3 separate regions of the Homo sapiens genome follow, and all the other regions are linked to region 3. The links are chromatin contacts, found by Hi-C or POLR2A ChIA-PET in ENCODE. All regions are on one chromosome and are shown on one strand. The core of a region is the stretch at or near the end of the contact, and the rest is flanking DNA. Distances in the headings are between cores, read along the strand shown. Region 1 overlaps IQSEC1 (IQ motif and Sec7 domain ArfGEF 1). Region 2 has its middle 120 kb from the start of IQSEC1. Region 3 has its middle 38 kb from the start of IQSEC1.

The links. A loop is a pair of places that touch in the nucleus more often than their neighbours do. ChIA-PET counts read pairs that join two places held with the same protein, here RNA polymerase II (POLR2A). Pooled maps may share reads with other maps.
Region 1: a loop to region 3 is called in a pooled map, with 3 times the contacts of the local background. The contact joins two enhancer-like sites. A Hi-C loop is called at or near these places in 4 of 50 pooled maps. POLR2A ChIA-PET finds 5 or more read pairs at or near these places in 4 of 52 experiments (GM12878, activated B cell, activated CD4-positive, alpha-beta T cell and 1 more).
Region 2: a loop to region 3 is called in a map with no recorded cell type, with 2.1 times the contacts of the local background. The contact joins two enhancer-like sites. A Hi-C loop is called at or near these places in 2 of 168 maps with a recorded cell type or tissue (PC-3 and posterior vena cava), 1 of 37 single-sample maps with no recorded cell type and 2 of 50 pooled maps. POLR2A ChIA-PET finds 5 or more read pairs at or near these places in 2 of 52 experiments (H1 and HepG2).

What each region holds. Positions count from the first base shown.
Region 1 is chr3:12,999,853-13,004,656 of GRCh38, reverse strand. The region is part of intron 1 of IQSEC1 (IQ motif and Sec7 domain ArfGEF 1); the gene reads left to right. Among named protein-coding and RNA genes, the nearest start is that of IQSEC1, 71 kb to the left of the region's middle. RefSeq lists a silencer at 3,134-3,428. Within about 2 kb of position 2,061, at least 6 of the 41 ENCODE cell types and tissues checked have a DNase peak (open chromatin) inside an H3K27ac peak, as active enhancers do.
Region 2 is chr3:13,188,464-13,193,392 of GRCh38, reverse strand. It overlaps a transcript of IQSEC1 not described here. Among named protein-coding and RNA genes, the nearest start is that of IQSEC1, 120 kb to the right of the region's middle. RefSeq lists an enhancer at 1-338. Within about 2 kb of position 3,537, at least 4 of the 41 ENCODE cell types and tissues checked have a DNase peak (open chromatin) inside an H3K27ac peak, as active enhancers do; they include PC-3, where a contact is called at or near this core.
Region 3 is chr3:13,108,767-13,113,525 of GRCh38, reverse strand. It overlaps a transcript of IQSEC1 not described here. Among named protein-coding and RNA genes, the nearest start is that of IQSEC1, 38 kb to the right of the region's middle. RefSeq lists an enhancer at 2,554-2,893. Within about 2 kb of position 2,790, at least 9 of the 41 ENCODE cell types and tissues checked have a DNase peak (open chromatin) inside an H3K27ac peak, as active enhancers do; they include PC-3, where a contact is called at or near this core.

The DNA.
Region 1 (4,804 bases), core at 812-3,311, 110 kb after region 3:
GGCCCTGCATAGATGCCCTGTCCCTGCTCTGGGCCTTTCGAAGCCTGTGGGCCCCAGCGGTCAAAAGCTCTTTGCTGTGTGGAGACAGTTTGACTTCCTTATAATCCAAGGAGAGGGAGGAGGGAGGCGGGGAGAGTGCACAGAGGTGATTCAGACACAAATCCCTGCCCTCCAAGGCTCCAGATCTGGTGGGAGGCTGGGGCCTGGGTGTAGCTGAGGGGTTTCCACATCGGCTTCCCCCTCCTGCAGAGCGCTCCCCCGGCCCCCAGCTGCATCTCAACACCTGAGGGCAGGGATTTGATCATCTCTGCTTCACAGCTGATTACCCTTGCACATGATGGCACCCAGGAAATATTTGTTGGGTAAATGACTGAATGAATGCAAGCTATGGCATATACAGACACATGCTCTCACCCTACCCTCTGGCTGTGTCTTTGTCTTCTCTTTGGGGTGCAACAGACATGATGAGCAGGGGCACCCTCTCTAGGAACTCTGTTCACAACTAGCTCAGGGCTTTTTCTCCATTCAGGGTCTATAGATTTATTCAAGGTCCCAACAATAATTTTTTAAATGTGTGGATTCTTTAAGAGTTGTAAGTTATTTTGAAGTGATTTCAATCTTAAAGAAGAGTTACAACAATAATACAAAACAAAATTCTCCCGTGTACCATTCACCCAGACTCATCACTAATAACATTCCACCAAATTTTGCTTTCTCTTAAAAACCGATTTTTCCCTTAGAAGCATTTGAGATGTCACTGCAAACATGCCATATGTAACTTTCACCCCTAAATACTGCTCCAGTACATAATTACTAAGAACAAGGACATTCTCTTACATAACCATGGTCCATTAGTCAAATTCAGGAAGTTTAACATGGACATGATACTAGGATCTAAAATACAACTAACTTAAAAGTCACATTTCGCCTGTTGTCCCAGTAATGTCCTTTTTACCAAGCTTTCCTCCCAACCTAGGATCTTATGTTTCATTTAGTCATCACGTGTTTTCTTAAAGCTTTATTGAGGGATACTTTACTCTATGAAATTCACTCATTTTAAGTGTACAATTCGGTTATTATTACTATATTTACAGAATCCTGTAACCATCACAATTTTATTTTTAATCGTTTCCATGGCCCTGAAAATAAACCACATACCCATTTTCCCTCAGTCCCTTGTGCCATCCCAAGTCCTCAACAACCACTTTTTGTCTCTGTAGATATGTCTTTCTGAGCATTTCATATCCTTTTGGAATCATACAACACGTGTCCTTTTGTGTCTAGCTTTATTCACTTAGCGTGAAGTTTTTCAAGGTTCATCCATGTTATAGAATAGAATGTATCAGTACTTCATTCCTTTTTTTTTTTTTTTTTTTTTTTGGTAGAGACAGGGGTCTCACTTTGTTGCCCAGGCTGTTCTTGAACTCCTGGCCTCATGTGACACTCCCGCCTCAGCCTCCCAAAATGTTGGGCATGAGCCACTGCGCCTGGTCTTTCATTCCTTTTTACTGCTGAATAATAACATTCCATTGTATGGATACACTGTAGTTAGTTTATCCATTCCCCGGTTGATGGACATGTGGGTCATTTCCACTTTTTGGCTATTGTAAATACTACTACTATGGATATTTGCATACAAGATTTGATGTGGACATATGTTTTCATTTCTCTTTAGTAGATACCTAGAAGTGGAATTGCTGGGTCACATAGTAACTCTCTGTTTAACTTTTTAGAAATGGCCAAACTGTTTTCCAAAGTGGCTGCATCTTTTTGTTCCCACCAGTGGTGTGTGAGGGTTTCCATTTCTCCACATCCTGTCCCACATTTGTTATTGTCTGGCTTTTTGCTTCTAGCTGTCCTAGTGGGTGGGAAGTCATATCTCATTGTGGTTTTGATTTGCATTTCTTTGATGTGGAACATCTTTTCATGTGCTTATTGGCCATTCATATGTCTCCTTTGATGAAATGTGTATTCAAACCTTTTGCCCATTTAAAAATTGTATTGTCTCCTTGTTATTGAGTCATGAGTTATTTGCATACTCTACATACAGGTTCCAGTATCAGTTATATAATTTTCTCAGTTTCTCAGTTCCTTTTTTTTTTTTTTTTTGGAGATCAGGTCTCACTCACTCACCCAGGCTGGAATACAATGGCATGATCATGGCTCCCTACAGTCTCGAACTCCTGGGCTCAGGCAATCCTTCTGCCTCTGCCTCCCAAAGTGCTGAGATTACAGGCATGAGCCTATGCAGGGCCTTATCTTTTTACTTTCTTGATGGTGTCTTTTGAAGTGCAAAAGTTTTTAATTTTCATGAAGTCCAATTTATGAATTTGTAATTCTCTTGCTTATGCTTTTGGTGTTGTATCTAAGAAATCATTGTATAACCCAAGGTCACAAAGATTTCTTCTTATGTTTTTGTCTAAGATTTTTATAGTTTTAACTCTTTCATTTAGGTCTTTGATTAATTTGAGTTAATTTTTGTGTATGGTGGGAAGCATGGGCCCAAATGTATCCTTTTGTGTATAAATAGCCAGTTGTCTCAGCACTACTTGTTTTTTGTTGTTGTTGTTTGTTTGTTTGTTTCCAGATGGAGTCTTGTTCTGTCACCCAGGCTAGAGCACAGTGCCTAGATCTCAGCTCACTGCAACCTCTGCCACCCCCCACCCTGCCTCCGGGTTCAAGTGATTCTCCTGCCTCAGCCTCTGGAGTAGCTGAGATTACAGGTGCACACCACCACGCCTGGCTGATTTTTGTATTTTTAGTAGAGATGGGTTTTCACCTTGTTGGCCAGACTGGTCTGGAACTCCTGACCTCAGGTGATCCGCCCGCCTCAGCCTCCCAAAGTGCTGGGATTACAGGCGTGAGCCATCGCGCTCGGCCAGCACTACTTGTTAAAGAAATGATTGTTTCCAATGAATTGTCTTGGCACCTTGTAAAAAATCATTTGACAATATTTATTATTATTTTTGACCACTCCAGCTAAGGCCAAGACAATACATTTTTAAACATCATTTTCGTGAAGACGAAAACTCCTCCCCCATTTTAACAAAAGCATGCTGCAGGTCATCTGGACGACCCTCTACCAACTGAGCTCTGCTCCCTGATGTTCGTGGCTGCCTTTTCTTTATGAACATGTGGTCATCACAGGACCTTCCAGTGTAGCAGCGTTTACCACTGGATGCAGTGTTTCTAAAAGGTGGGGCCTGATGGAGCTTGGGAACTGTATTCTTAGAGGCCCATCAGTTCTTAAGTTTGAGAAACCCCTAATATAGAGCCATTTCTCAGACGGGAGAGCAGAGTTCCAGATAGGGAACATGAAATGTCCAACCTCATGCATCTATCAAGTGCCCACAAGCCAGCACAGGCAGTGTGGGGTAATGATAAGAACTCACTTAGGATCGGGCATGGTGGCTCATGCCTGTAATCCCAACACTTTGGGAGACTGAGGTGGGCGGATCACTTGAGGCCAGGAGTTCGAGACCAGCCTGGCCAACATGGTGAAACCCCATCTCTACTAAAAATAAAAAAATTTAAAAAAAAAGCTGGGCATTGTGGCAAGCACCTGTAATCCCAGCTACTTGGGAGGCCTGAGGCAGGAGAATTGCTTGAACCCAGGAGGTAGAGGTTGCAGGGAGCCAAAGTCGAGCCACTGTACTCCAGCCTGAGTGACAGCACACGCCTCTGTCTCAAAAAAAAAAAAAAAAAAAAGACTCACTTGGGTAAGTCACTCCCCATTCCTGAGCCTCTGTTTTCTCACCTGTAAAATGGAGGGCACACCACCCATCTCAAAGAATCTGCAGGAATAGAGATAGTTTGGATAAAGTATCTGGCACAGTGCTCTCTGACACAAAGTGGGTACCAGTTCATGGAAGTTGTGTTTATTGCAAGCCTGGGGCTGTGCCCACCAACTGGCCCTCCTTCAGCCCTCCCCTCCACAGTGCCTACTCTCCCCAGCAGGGCAGCCCTTGAGGGCTGGCTCCTGGCTTCAGCCTTCCCTCTGCTGCATATACCTCACCTGTCTGCTTACAGGGCATGGCTCTGTAGCAGGCCCTGTGCTCGTCCTAGTAAAGCAGTGATGAAGCAGACTCTATTCCTGCTTTCAGGGACCTTCTGGGCAGGTGGACAGAACCATTAGCTGATGACCACAGAACAGCATGGTAGCTGTTATTTTTATTAATAATAGCTAACATCTATAGAATTTCTGCTCTGTACCTGGCCCCACTGTCTCAAGATGTACAGGACACTGTGGGAGCCAAGAAGATGACGTCTAGAGGAGGTGACATTTTTAGAGCTGGATTTAAAGGATGGGTTTGGACTTCAGCTAATATACAAAGAGACATGAGCTTTCTATGAATTTTTGCCCATTTGATGGATGAAAATGAGATTATCATTTGATTTGTGTTTCTGTGTAAGGTCGTACATCTTTTTGAATGTTTACAGGCCATTTGTATTTCTTTTTCACTGAACTACCTGGTCAAATTGATTGGACATTTTTATTTTGAGTTGTTCATTTTTTTTGTTTTTGATTGATTTGGAATAACTCTTTATATATGGAGGAAACCAAGGGAATAGTATGTGCTAATACACAATGATATGAAATAGTACAGTGTGCTTGAAAAGCATTAGGTTTAGCCTAATTTTGAGAGACATAGTTGAAGATAGAGCTAAGCAGGGAGGCAAATGCTAGTTCCTAAGGAGCTTGGACTTTATTACACAGGACATAGGAGCTACAGAAGCGTTTAGAGCAGGGAAGGGATGTGATCGAATGTGTATTGTTGAAAATTACTTTGATAAGGGACAATAA
Region 2 (4,929 bases), core at 2,288-4,787, 79 kb before region 3:
TTCCTAGTTTAAAACTCACTGGTGGATTTCAGACCTCCCACCCCCAAATATGTATTCAGAATGTAAAAGACATTGCCACAGGCCGGAAATGGCTCAGAAGCGCAGTCATCAGTGGGGCTGAAGCTGTGGATCTGTTGAACTCCACACTCACAGGCAGAGAGGGAGCTGGTGGGCGACAGGGAGCAGAGATGCCCATGAGAGTCCGGGGAATGGGGCAGGCTCTGTGTGTGAGCCCCGGGCAGGTGGGCATCCTGTGCTCGTAGGACAAGGCTGAGAAAAGACACTGCCCATCCCTGCTGCAACTGGGTTCCTGTCTGGCCACTAGGGGCTGGAGGATGCACTGCATGCAGCTACATGGCCAGGACTGGACCTTCGCCCACTGCCCAGAGATGGCCCCTGTTGCTGTCACTGGGAACAGAGGTCCTGGATGCCAGCGTGAGGCCTCACTCTGGTTCTGCACTCAGGCCTCAGGGGAGGTGTTGCTGCTGGGAGCAGGGGTGAGGCAAATGCTCCCCCTCAAGGTGAATCTGCAAAGCAGAACTCCAGAGCTGACACTGAGCAGGGCCCCAGCAAGCCCTACGTGGGAGAGGAGCCCAGCCAGGTGGACACACAGGGCCTGTGGGAAATGTCTACACAAGAAGTGGAGTTTGGGACTGTGTCGGGGGCCTCCATAACAAAGTGGGTGGCTCCCAGCCACAGAGCTGTGAAACCTCTCACTGCCCCCGCAGGCTGGTGGTCTGAATGCAGGGTGAGTCCTCTTGGGGCCCCGAGGGAGAATACTCACCTGGCCTCTCTCCCAGCCTCTGGGGACGGCAGGTGGTCCTGGCGCTTCCTGCCTATACCTGCTTCCCTCCTGTCTCCACCTCCACCTCCGCAGGGCTGTCTTCCTGCATCTTCACGTCGTCCGTCCCTGCGTGCATCTCTGTCCAAACTTCCCTCGCGTTATAGACAGCAGGCATATTGGACTGGGGGACCCCTACTCCAGTGTGCCACATCTTACCTAAGACATCTGCAATAGCCCTGCTTTCTTTTCTTTTCTTTTTTTTTTTTTTTTTGAGACAGAGTCTCGCTCTGTTGCCCAGGCTGGAGTGCAGTGGTGCGATCTCGACTCACTGCAAGCTCCGCCTCCCGGGGTCACGCCATTTTCCTGCCTCAGCCTCCTGAGTAGCTGGGACTACAGGCGCCCGCCACCATGCCTGGCTAATTTCTTTTTGTATTTTTAGTAGAGACGGGGTTCCACCGTGTTAGCCAGGATGGTCTCGATCTCCTGACCTCGTGATCCGCCCGCCTCGGCCTCCCAAAGTGCTGGGATTACAGGCGTGAGCCACCGTGCCCAGCCAATAGCCCTACTTTCTAATCAGAACATGGCATGAGGTACTGGAGGCTAGAACTTCAACATATTTATTATGAAGAGGGGGACACCATGGAACCCATAACTGAACTCCTTAAGAGGATACAGGGCACAATATTCATCAAATATTCATCTATTTGTCATGAAATGAAAACATCCATGGGACAAGGACAGGGAGGCATGAAGAAGGACCAGTGAGCCAGGCTACAAAGTAAGAACACTGTCATGGAAAGAAGGACTGCAAAACCTCCACAGATGGTCAAGCGAAGGAAATTATCAAAGAGGACATAGTAGCTTTAAAGCTAGTGCTGAGAAATTTACCCCAAAAGACAACCCAGGACATGTCTTTAAAAGTTTCTTTCTTATCTAAGAAATAAGAATAAAAAGATAAAAAACCAGTTTTGGGCCACATGCAAACTGTAATTGCCTGTAATCCCAGCACTTTGAGAGGCAGAGGCAGGTGGATCACTTGAGGCCAGGAGTTCGAGGCCAGCCTCGGCAACATGGCAAAACCCTGTCTCTACTAAAAATACAAAAAAAAAAAAAAAAAAAAAAAAAAAAAAATTAGCTGGGTGTGGGGACTGGGAGCTGCAGGCTGGAAATACACATGTGCTCACGAGTCCTGGTGGAGGCAGTGCCCGAAACACGGCTGTGGTTTTCCCTGGGGTTCACAGAAAACAAAATAAGTGAATACGACGAAGATAGCTATGGCAGCATGAGGAAGATGCCCAGCCTGTGCCCAGCTCTGGAGAGGTCTGGGTTGCAGTCTGTGAGGAATCGGGCGGACAGCCCAGCGAGGATGCAGAAAGATGAGTTTAGTGGTGCCAGGGAGCACCAGGCACAGACTGTCAGGCTTCTGTGTCCAGGCCAACCTGAAGCCCCACGTCTTAGTGTCAAATCGAGGGAGGATCCACGGCTGAATGTAAAACATGGGGTGACAGGCATTCTTCTGTGGCCTGAAGATAGAATTAGGTTATGCTGAACCGGGGTATGTCCTGCCCACAGGACGGCCATGGCAAGGGGTGTGTTGGGGGCAGGAGGAGGGGTGCTGTCGGAGGCATCAGTTTGCTGTCGCCCTCCTGGGCCTGCACTAGGGTACAGTAGAGAAGGGGCTGGAAATGTCTGTGTCAGGGGCCTGGAGTCAGGGATTTAGTGAGGCAGAGGGGTAGGGAGAGAGCCCTCCTCCCATTTGGGGACTGCTCTGGGACTTTTCTCCTTTCAGTGTATTTACCTGTACTCTCCTTTAACTTACGGCTTACTCTCAAGCAACTTACAGTGTTTATGTATGTAGACAATTTAGAAAAGAATGGCTTATTTTTGCTGTAGTCCATGAAAAGCCTGTATTCTCTGGCTACTAAAACAACAATGGCATGAATGATCAGACAGTGTCATTCCATCCTTCGTAGACACTGCCATGGCTGGTAGGAGGAAGAGTAGTTTGTGTTACAGGGAGGTCAAGGCCACACTTTATCTGTTTTTTTTTTTTGAGACAGGGTCTTGCTCTGTCACCCAGGCTGGAGTACAGTGGCACAATCACAACTCACTGCAGCCTTGACCTCCTGGGCTCAGGAGATTCTCCCATCTCAGCTTCCCGAGTAGCTGGGACCATGCCTGGCTAATTTTTTTTATTTTATTTTGTATAGAGATGAGGTTTTGCTCTCAACCCAGTCTCGAACCCCTGGGATCAGGAGATCCTCCCACCTTGGCCTCCCAAAGTGTTGGGATTTCGGGCGTGAGCCAGGAGCCGGGCCCCACTCGCACTCATGGAGCATCCGCCGCCTAAGAGGGTCTGGACCAGAACTGGAAGTGGAAATGGCTTTTCCCCTCAGTGCCTTGGGGTTCCTTCCTGCAGGCTGTGGTCTGGGGTTGGGGGGAGGGTTCTTGGACCCAGACAGGCTGTTCAGGCAGGAAGATAAGAACCTTGGACACTGGAGTCCAGTTTGCACTGAGGTGAGAGTCTGGGAAACTGCTGGAACTCTATTTAGGCAGCTGTGGCAGGTACCAGACCCAGGTGGTCAGGGCGGTGGGGCCATGAGCTGCTTGGGCAGCTTCAGAGCTGGCTCTCCAGGCATGACGGCTCTGGGAGGGTCAGGGAGGAAGGAACTGACATGAAAGGATTGCATGTCAGCAACAGGATGAGGGCCCCAGCAACTGGCCTAGATGAGTCACAGATGAGCAGAGATCAGCTGGGGTGTGGGGACAGCTCACATGGGTCTCAGGGAAGGCCCACTGAGGTGGTGGCCTTTGAGCTGAGACCTGGGGGAACAGGAGGACCTGGGGGAAGAGCCTTGCAGGCAGAGGGAACAGCAGGGTAGAGTGGCGAGGCAGGAAGCTCAGGGGTGGAGCTGGTGCTGGGCAAGCCTCGTGATCAGGGCTGGGGGCACTGGGCCAGCTGCACATGCCAGTAAGAAGGGAATGCAGTTCAGTTTTCCTCTGAGACTTATGTTCTGCTGTCACTTGTAGTGGGTGCAGGGGAGAAGCTTGTGGGGTTGCCTCTGGGGAAGTCTTTGGAGGACTTGTTCTGGCAAAGGAGAAGAATGGAATGAGAGATGTAGTCAGGAGGAGGGTCCTGGCAGGCAGGTGTGGAGGGTCAAGGCCTCAGAACCCTGCTGCCCAGGGCATCTGGGGAGGAGGGCAGGTGTTGGCTTATTAGCTTGGAGCAGGACCTCAACCGTCAGCTGGGGATGAATGGGGATTGGGGTTCACCCCAGGGCTGGGTCAGCATTCCCTGGGCTGGTAACCAGTTCCCAAACCAGGGCTATGCTGTAGGGCTGCAGAAGAAACTGGGTCAGAGGTCCTTAGCCCAGAGGGAGCCAATGTCATGGGCACAGGAAGGATGCTGGCAGTGTGGGGAGCCTGTGGCTGCAAAGTTCCTTCCTGGCAGTGTGGGGTCACAGAGCACAGCTCTCCCAACCTACCTGTTGATAGGAGGGGCTGCTCATCTCTTCTGGCCCTGCCCTGAGAAGCCTGGGCTGACAGGTGGAAAGATTTGGGACACAGGTGAGAGAGACTGGGCAGAGGCCAAGATTCAAAGTCTAAACTCCTCCTGAGGGGGTGCTGCCAGGTGTGGGTCCCAGGCTTGAAGTGAGTGGAAACAATCCCAACAAAAATGGACTTAAGGGCCCACTCAAATCCTGGTGAAGGAATTTGGGGCCCATGAAAACAAACAATCCAGGTCAACCTTCAGGCATGGCTGGATCCAAGGGCTGCAACCCTGGCTCTGTCTCTTTCCCTCTCTCAGCTCTGCTTCCCTCTAGTTGGCTTTTTCCTGTGGAGCCTCTTGGCTTGCAGTGGTCTGACAGCTCCAGGCCTGCGGTGAAAGAGGACTTCTAGCTCGGTAGGTTGAGCTCAAGTCTGGAGACTGACTCTCACTTGTGTGGCTTTGCCTTTTGCCCACATGGTAGTTTAGAGCATGAACTTTGGAGCCAGTGAGCATGGTTCAAAGCTGGGTTTGCCTCGTAAGAGCTGTGTGACTTTGGATAAGTCACCTAACCTTTCTGGGCCTTGGTTTCCCCATCTGTAAAATGAGGATTATAGTAGCACATCTATATTGTTGGGCTTTGTTGTAAGGGTTAAAA
Region 3 (4,759 bases), core at 1,541-4,040:
GCAGGTGCAGGCTTCTTGCTGTGTGCCAAGCTCTCCTCTAGGTGCTGCACTGCTGCAACTTCCCTCATCTTCACACAGCACCCTGGGTGGGCAAGCGTCATCCCCACTTCACAGATGCACAGGCTGAGGCCCAGAGAGGTCAAGGGGCTGGCCAATATCACACAGCAGTAAGGGGTGAGCAGATTGGCCTCAGGGCCTATGTGTTTACCTGCTGCCTCTTCCATATTGAACCCACCCTGGTCCCCAGCTTCAGCATCAATCAGCCCTTCCTGACTAGCACTTTTTTTTGCCTCCCCCAGACCAAGGCAAAGGGGCAGCCGACCAAGATTCACATCCCTCTCTCTGCTTCCCCCAAGCTGTGTGACCTCAGCTGATTACTTGCCCTCTCTGGGCTTCTGTCTCCTCACTGTAAGGCAGCTAGTGGCAGCCCACACCTGCCACACCAGGCATGCAGCAGGAGCCTGGAAAGAGCAGCAGCTCCCAGAGCAGCTCTAGGCGTGTCTGCTTGCGACCCGGTGACTGATGCTCACAGTGAGTTTATGATGCGCCAGCCGCTTTTTAATCACAGCAGAATGAAATTTGGCACATTCAGAACTGATTCATGTGACAGCATTGTCTCATGTCTCACCAGGCTCTCCCTGGCCTGGCCTCAGTGACGACGTGAACCTCAGTGGTGGCTTCCACTCGTGGGAGCCTCCAGAGTCATTCAGGCTTCCTCCTCCGTGTGTCACCTGGGCCCTGTGGTCAGGCCTGTGTGGCCAGGTCAGGGGAGGGGCATAGGGGCAGGTGGGCCTGCTCGCCCCCGTACCCAAAGCTGCAGGCCAGCAGGCAGCTCCCTGGCCCTGCAGCCCACACTCTGCTGCGGGACCACCTGGCCCACTGTCTGTGCGAGGCTCCTGCCGCATCCACCATGGCAGGTGCTCAGAGGTGCCTGGGGGCCAGCACGCAGTGCCCTCCCTGGGAAGCCCTCCCTGACCACCCTAGACAGACTGTCCTCTTCCTGGCTCTCAGGGCTGGGCAGAGCTTTTTCCGGACGTCTCTTTGTTGATTGGTTGTCAGTCCCTCTCACTGAGAGTGAGCGCCACCTCCCATGCAGCACTGCACATGTGCCGGGGACTCTTCCGGACTGTTGGCAGGTGTTACCAGTCTTGCCTCCCTTTTCAGAGGGAGAGGTCGGGGAATTGCCCAAGGTCACCCAGCTGGTTTGGCTGGGCTGGCTAGTGACCTCCGCGCTTGCTGCCCTGTCCACTGCAGAGCTCCAGCATGGGAGTCCTTCCAGGCACCTGCCGTGGTGAATGTTGAACTTAGAGCAGGGGCCAGGAGGAAGCCGCTAACTCCCTCTGTGTGTTTGCATTAGGGTTACAGATGTCAGGAATGGCTCCAGGGGAGGTGACAGTTCAGGTGCCTTGGAGGCTGAGTAGGAGTCCAGCTGGGAGATGGAAGGCAGGGCAGCCCACCAGGGGAACAGCGTGTGCAAAGCGGGCAAGTGCAGGGAACAGCAATGAGGGTGCAGGGGCTGGGGCAAGGAGAGGAGATGGGAGGGCTGTCCAGGGCAATGGCAGGGGATGCTGTAGAAAACAAAATCACCCAGTGTATTAGTCTGCTGGGAGTCCTATAATAATCTACTGGAGACTTGTGGGGGCTTAAACTACGGGAATATATTTCTCAGTTCTGGAGGCTGAAAGTCCAAGATCAAGGTCAGGTTGCTGGTGGATTGGGTTCCTGGCGAGTGCCTTTTTCCTGGTTCACAGACGGCTGCCTTCTCGCTGTGTCCTCACATGGCAGAGAGAGGGAAGTTTGATGCCTCTTTTTCTTCTTATGAGGACACTGATATCATCATGGGGACTCTACTCCCATGACCTCATCTCAGCGTAATCACCTCCCAAAGGCCCCACCCCCAAATACTGTCACATTGGGGGTTAGGGCTTCAGCATATGAATTCTAAAGGAACACAAACATTCAGTCCCTAACACTCAGCTCTCAATTAGAAGGAGTTTAGCCCAGGGGTCAGGTGCTTACCCGCAGTGGGAAGTTTGCAGGTACAGACTCTTGGAGGGCCTCCAGGAACAATCCCAGAATAGCCCTGCAGAACTGGCCTGGCCAGCGAGCTGCAGCCTCGGCCCCATCAGGAAGGTGGGGTCAGGAGGCTGTCAGTCTAAGGATGAGAAAGCCACCAGCAGCCCCTCACCACCCACGAGGCTGCCAAGGTAGCAGAGCAGTAGCCTCACCTCACTTAGGCATTACAGCTCTCTCTAATGAGAAGCAGGAAGGAGCCAAGCTAGTGGGGTGTGGTGAGCCCTGGGCACACTGGGGAGGTGGGCTGAGGATCAGAAAACGTAAGTCAGGACAGAACTCTCCTCCCAGACTCAGCTGTATGGTACCTGGGAAATGCAGTGTTTTGCTCTCCAGCCTCTGCAGGGCAGGAGCTGTGCTGGGGCAGTGGGCATGAGCACTCTCTGGCGCACTTTGCTGGGTGGCAGGGGCCCTGGCCGTTCCTCTTAGTTTCTCACCCACTTTCTGAACTCTCATCTTCATGCTCCTCCAACCACCCTGTTTTTTCTTATGGGGGTGACAGCTGGTGCGGTAATTCCCCCCAGGCATCGTCATTGTTTACTGCTGAGCTGGCTGTCTGTTTCCTGGGTAAGCTCTTTAAGACAGGGTTCATTTACTTCGGCCCTTTAATTGGTGTCCCGACTCACCCAGTGTAAATCTCCACACCCGTGACAGGAAGTGCAGAGCATAAATCTCAGGCGGCTGAGGCTGGGGAAGCTGGCTCTTGCAGATGCTCAGCAGCCTGGAAAGCCCCTGTGTCCCCAAGGTAGCAGGCAGGGCTTTTGTGTTCAAGAAGGCCAGAGTGAGATGTCAGGCTCAGGTGGTAAGGGGTGTGGTGGGTGTGCAGAATCAGGCCTGTGGAAGACAGAGTCAGGACAGTTTGGTTGAAACGAAGTCTCGCTCTGTTGCCAGGCTGGAGTGCAATGGCGCGATCTCGGCTCGCTGCAACCTCGGCCTCCCGGGTTCAAACGATTCTCCTGCCTCAGCCTCCCAAGTAGTTGGGATTACAGGCATGCACCACCACGCCTAGCTAATCTTTGTATTTTTAGTAGAGACGGGATTTCACCATGTTGGCTAAGGTGGTCTCGATCTCCTGACCTCGTGATCCTCCCGCCTTGGCCTCCCAAAGTGCTGGGATTTCAGGTGTGAGCCACCGCGCCCGGCCGGGTTTCTTTAACTACAAAATGTTTCAGGCCTACGGAAAATAAAAATGATAGCCTAATACTGCTATAACACCTCCTATATGCCCGGCACCATTCTAAGCACTTCATAAACAAAAACGAATTTAATCCAGCCGGGTACCGTGGCTCACGCCTGTAATCCCAGCACTTTGGGGGGCCAAGGCAGGCAGATTGCCTGAGGTCAGGAGTTCGAGACCAGCCTGGCCAACATGGGAAACCTTCTCTCTACTAAAAATACAAAAACTAGCCGGGTGTGGTGGTGCCCATCTGTAATCTCAGCTACTGGGGAGGCTGAGGCAGGAGAATCGCTTGAACCTGGGAGGTGGAGGTTACAGTGAGCCGAGATCACGCCACTGCACTCAAGCCTGAGCGACAGCTAGACTCCGTCTCAAAAAAAAAAAAAAAAAAGAATTTATCCCTTGTAACAGCCTGTATTAGGCCATTCTTGCACCGCTATAAAGAAATTCCTGAGACTGGGTAATTTATTTAAAAAAAAAAAAAGGTTTAATCAGCTCATGGTTCTGCAGGCTATACGGGAAGCATGGTGGCATCTGCTCAGCTTCTAGGGAGGCCTCAGGGAGCTTCCACTCATGGTGGAAGGTGAAGGAAGAGAAAGGGCAGGGGAGGAGAGGGGAGCAGGAGAGAGAGAGGAGGGTCACACACCTCTAAATGACCGGATCTTGCCAGAACTCACTATCAGGAAGACAGCATCAAGCATGAGGGATCCACCCGTATGACCCAAACACCACCCAGCAGGCCCCACCTCCAGCATTGGGGATGACATTTCAACATGAGATTTGGGTGGGGACAAATATCACAGCCTCTGGGGGCAGGTGCAGTTTCTTTAAGCAGTTTTGGACCCGGGGAGTGGCAGAGCTTGGATATGAGCTCAGGTTACCTGATCGAGGGCTCTGTCTATCCACACACTCACCACCCAGATTGGCTGGTATTTGTATTTCACCTTATTTCCTTCATCTCTCTTCTTTTAAGAAAGAAAAAGAAGAAGAAAAAAGAGTGGTGGGAGAATGGGAGGGAGGAGGGGGGCCTCGGCTGCTCATAGCTTCCCCACCCTCCCCCAGGTGGACCGTCCTTATGTCACAGCCTCCACCTTCACCATGCAGCATTGCGCATGCCAGTCCCTCGGTAATGCCTGTACACCACCCCGCGATTCCCCAGTGAGAGTCATTCTGCCCACGCTCTGGCCATCCCCTTCCATGTTGGTGGTTGGAGGCCACTGGAGCTGCCTCTGGGAGCTGTTTGGACGCATGCATCCATGGCCAGGCCCCAGGACGCATTGACCATGTGATGCCTGAACTTGTAGAGGCCACACTGTCTCTGACTGATGTCCTGTCCACTGTTTACCGCATTTGCCTTCAAGACGTTTCACTCGGGGGCCATGACCTGCAGGTCCCCCTACCCCATCTCCAGCAGAGGGGCTGTGTGATCCACAGGCTTCTGTTTTATTTGTGAGATTTACACACATTCTCTCAGATGATGCTTATCTGGTTGCGACTTACCCTTTTTGA